2 separate regions of the Homo sapiens genome follow, and region 1 is linked to region 2. A link is a loop called in an ENCODE intact Hi-C map of the cell type or tissue named here. Cell type or tissue: Calu3. All regions are shown on one strand.

Region 1 (2,500 bases), 130 kb after region 2:
AATTCATGGGTGTGAATAGTTCACGAGAGGAAGAGGCAATATTTCTAATGTATGAAGATATAGGTTTTTTTTAAAAAAAAGAAGCACTTTATGTAAGACTAGTTTATGGATAGTATGTGAGGAAGGGGGATGATACCTCTCAGAAGAATCTGTGTCTCAGCTAGGTTAAATAGAGCTTTAAAGAGTCATGGGAAGAGAGATCCCATTTCCCAAATTACACAGTTTGACAGAAAATTGGAGAATTCAAATATATGAAAATTCTAATAAAGGAAAACTATTTGATAGCATGCATTGCAAATTTAGAAATAAATAGTTTCTTGAAATCAGGGCATTAGAAAATGTTTCCAACTAGAGGTTGGTTGGTTAGAGGAAAAATAGGATGTGCGTATGATATCCACTCTAATTGCATTTCTACCTCTCCCCTTCCTCTTCCCAGACCTTTCCCCACACACCCTGCAGGCCCTCACAGCTGTTCTCATCAGGCCACATATTGCTGGTCAAATTAAATATTGTCCCCTCCCTATTCTCTTTCTGTTCTTCATCCTTATTTTATTCCTATTTTCTTCTCTTCTGTTTATTCTTTTTCCTTCTAGTCTCAGAGAAGATATATGAAAAGATCAGATATCAGGGGTATTTAGAATAATTTCCAAGTCAGTGAATTTCATGAATTTTAATCATAAAAATTTAGAAACTGAAAACATGGAATGAAGATGTTTTCTAATGAACATCCATGCTCGCAATGCCCAGTAAAACTCCAATTCCCTTACCTCTGCTTACAGAATCATCCTCACAATGGATTTATAGACCTATGAACTCCAGCTTTCTGAGGTTTTATATAGAATGTCAGAGCTGAAAACCTAAGATGAACCTTACACACACATCACGCTCCACCCCGCCCCAGCTCCCTGTTATCTGTGATTTGACTGACTCACATGCCCTTTTGTATCCTGTTCCGTCCGCTGAGACCATCAGAAAAAGTCTTCATTTCGGAAGTCCTAGAGTGCCCCCTAGTGGACTGAAACCATCAACAAAGACCACTTTGCACCAACTTAACTCCTCAGTAGTCACACACACAGCCCCATTCACTTCATGTTTCCTATGAAGGAAATGGAGGCGGTCAGAAAACAATATAGCTGCCTAGACTGAATGGGGATTAACAGTGAACCAATTACCACTTTTAAAATGCCACTTCATGGAAATTAATATCTTAAAATAATTTGACAATTCCCATCTTGCGCTATTTATTTGAATTCTCTGATTTTGTTTTAGAAAATCCAAAAAGATTTTTTGAAGTATTACCATAAGTGATTAATTTATTAGGTTTTAAGAGTATGTAAAAAGTGATGAGACATTAGTTCATAATCTACTGAAGAGTACAAAACTACACATGTCTATAATAGAATCAAAGAGTGGGATCCTAAGCAGAATGTGAACTAAAAGCTATATGATCCCAGAGGTGGGAGAAATACTTAGGAAGGTTGGACAAGACCTTATAAAAAGGGTGGTCATTTCCCTCTTTCTCTCCTTTTTCATGAGGATAATAGAATAGAATATGGATAAACCTTTATGATGGCTTTTATGACTTTTTATTGGTTTAATATTATAAAGAATTCATGAACATTTGAAATTATTAAAAGTAATACAACATACCAGGTAGACGAAAATCCACTTTTACTACCACTCCCAGTTCTGATTCTTTCATCACTCGTTACCCTAATTCTCCCTTCATCTTATCAATTTGGAGTTGATACTTCCAAATGTTTTACTATAGCATTATATACATGTACTAAATACAAAAAATGCTGAAAATAAATAGTATTTCATTTATAATTTTAAAATTTAATACCAAATGATGCATCTCATGTATACCTTTTTGTAACTCACACTATAAATTCAATAATATATCTTGCAGAGCTTATTATATTAACACATACGGGAACTTCTGCTACATTGCACCCTATTAGAGATATACTTCAGTTTATATAGTCCTCTCCCTATTGATGAAGACTTAAGATGATGTGTGATATAGTTTGGATCTGTGTCCCTGCCCAAATCTCATGTTGAAATGTAATCCCCAATGTCCCAGGTGAGTGATGACTACCTGGGCTGGTGGTGTGGGGATAAAATAATTTACCAAGACTGTTGTAGATAAAGAAAGGCAGATCTATTAAAGAAAGTATGAAAGTAGTTGCCAGGGAGCAATCAGCCGAAGAGGAGCTGATGGCAAGGAAACAAAGGCCTGCTGGAGATTTTATAGGATGTTTTTGGGTTGCCGAGTGCTGCATGCAGTACTGGTAATGCCAAGGTAGCAAGGAACTAACTTGCATTCTTCTGTCAACTGAGGTTTTTGATGATAGATAGAGGTGTTTGATGATAAGCAGGAAGTCTGTGAGTTATGTACGTTATTTGCTCAGGAGAGCTATAGGTCCTGAGCCATAAAGAAAGACCTATAGCTTATCTGCTTCCTCTTTCTGTTTATATGTCCTGGACCATGAAAAAA
Region 2 (2,500 bases):
GGAGGAAAGACTGCTGCAAATCTTAGACAAGATGAGTACTGAAAAATATCTGATAGCCTTATCAATACCAAAACCGCTGGTGTTAAAGTGAGAACTTCCCTTGGAGTAATGCTAACAGGGGCCAGGTTTGAATGAGACTGAAGAATGGAAATTAAGAGAATGAGTCCAGACAATTCTTTCAAGTAATTTGATGATGAAGGGATGAGAAATATAGAGATGTGGCTGGTGGAGATGTGGGTTTCAAGAAGACTATATTAAAATGAAAAAGATTTACTTATATTAACGTGACCAGATTATTGTGAGACAACACAGACACATACACACATTTTTTTTTTTTCGGCAGGGAGTGTATGCACCTGTGCAGTCTTTTTCCAAGTAGTCCGCAACTGGAAACCAGGACTCTTCATATTACATCTGGCCCTTCTGAATTTATGTGAGGGAAGTTCTGGGATGTTATTAAGAGTAGACTGACCCATGAACATGCACAAGGGACTGTCTAGGATGCCTGGACAGAATGAACAGTAGTCCCTGCCCTCTGGCTTTGTCTCATGACTTCATTCTCCAAAGGACCATTTGGAAAAAGGTCCTGGGCATTAAATAAATACTCCTTCAAGAGGAAGAACAGCAGAGATACCTCTGCCATCATTTCAGATCCTCAGCTGCAGGGTTTTGATACAAGTTGCAGGTGCCTGGGGAACGCTGTGCCTGCACAGCACAGAGATAAGTGGCTGAGTCTTCAGGTTTAGGGGCTGTGATGTGCAGAAAGCTTTCCTTCTTTGTTAATGTGGCTTTTAGCCTTTCTTTCTCCTTTTCTTCCCCAGCTGAATACAGGGTGAAGAGGAATTCAGGGCCTTTCCCAGGATCTTGCCTATACCAGAACAGCCCTCTTAAACCGCTGACTGTGTAACTGCAGTTGAGACTGCTACTCTCTCCCTCCTGGAGTCTCAGGGCCTCGGGACTCTGCGTCACCTGGTCTTCTCCACTCAACCCTGTTCAGGAAAACAAAATCAGAAATTATACAAAGCTTTTAGTTTAGCAGCTTTGAAAAATTCCAACAGGAAAACTGAATGAGCTGAGATTAAATCTTCATCTCTCTTCCTCAGCTTTGCACGAATGGTTCTCATTTCTTAACCTCCAACTTACAGCCAAGCTGAAGCCACAAGACTATGAATGCACACTCCAACATTTTCTCCATGCTGGTATCTCAGCCTAGAAACAAATTACGATAATTCCAACCTTCTTTTCTCAGAGGCGCCACTTCTGTATCTTAGTTCATATTCTGTAATGCAGGAAAGAGCCTTTCTGTTGGCTGCTCAACCAATCAAATGCAAGTCCTCTAGTAATTTTCATGCTTTTGAAATTAAAGGCAGTTGTAGAATGAGAGTAAATTGAACCACTGCCACCTCGTGGCCACAGTACTGTCCCACGGTACCCACTTTATGCCACCTACAAAGAAAAATATTCTTCATATTTGGTGGGCATAGTGCATATGAGGTTTAAAGTGGCAATGAGAAAAGCCTTATTTTACTTGGACTCTTAATTCTCTAGATTGTTTTTTGAATGGTTTTTAAAGCTAAGCTGCAACCAGAAGTTACAAAGGAGTTGAATCCGACTGGTAGCTGTAATTATATTTCTCACTAAAATATATTTTTCACTAGAATGCACAAGAACCTCAGCAGGTGAAACCTTAAAACCTTAAAACCTCAAAACCTCAGCAGGTGAAACCTTAAAAAGACTAGAGCTCTGAAAATAAAAGATGGAGTTGAGGGGATCAAATAGCTTGTGGATGTGTCTAGAAACCTCTCTGATGCAATGTGCAGAGAATTTGGAACATAAATTAAGAAATCCATGTCTTCAAATAATTTTCTGTGTGACTACAGGATTGAGACCAACTGTGACCAAAATTCAGGGTCACAAAATTGGTAGATATTAGAAGGAAGGAAGTTTTGAAAAAGCATAACAGAGAGAAAAAAGAGGTCTCCATTTCTGGACCTCAGAGAGACCTGAAAGTCACTGTGTGTGTGTGTGTGTGTGTGTGTGTGTGTGTGTGTGTGTGTGGCGAGGGAGATTATTCCATGCAAATTATAAATATTTTACACAATATAAATAATACACAGCAAAAGTAAGTCTTTCCTCCTCATCTGTCCTTCAGTATCACAGTTCTCATTATAGAGGCATCTATGCATCTGTTCTTTCAAACACTCTCATACACGTACATACTCATTATTTTCAGACAAACATACATATCATTCTGTGCCTTGTTTTTTGTCCATGCAAAATGGCCACGTAGTATTCCATTGTTTGGCTGTACTATATTATATTTAAACAGTTTTGCATTTTTGTATTTTCATTTCCAGTCTTTTACTACCAAAGATTATGCTGAAATGGTTATCCCCATAAAAAGATGTTTGCCAACATGAACAAATATATTTATAAAAATTATTGAAAATATGTAAATGATAACAGAGAACCCATGCATTTTTCATTTAATAAATATTGC

The links. Hi-C counts contacts between places; a loop is a spot of excess contacts. Peaks named below come from ENCODE experiments on the same cell type or tissue, not always from the same donor. Only the 100,000 strongest peaks of a DNase experiment are listed, where the experiment ranks them.
Region 1: it touches region 2 in a loop (2.2-fold over the local background); 5 of 110 quality-filtered maps call a loop at or near these places.

What each region holds. Positions count from the first base shown.
Region 1 is chr14:21,912,458-21,914,957 of GRCh38, reverse strand. It overlaps TRA. Among named protein-coding and RNA genes, the nearest start is that of OR4E1, 240 kb to the right of the region's middle. In Calu3, a CTCF peak has its summit at 1,022 (motif pointing left); a DNase peak (open chromatin) is centred at 977.
Region 2 is chr14:22,039,358-22,041,857 of GRCh38, reverse strand. It overlaps TRA and TRAV20. Among named protein-coding and RNA genes, the nearest start is that of OR4E1, 370 kb to the right of the region's middle. In Calu3, no CTCF peak of the experiment used is centred here; a DNase peak (open chromatin) is centred at 1,387.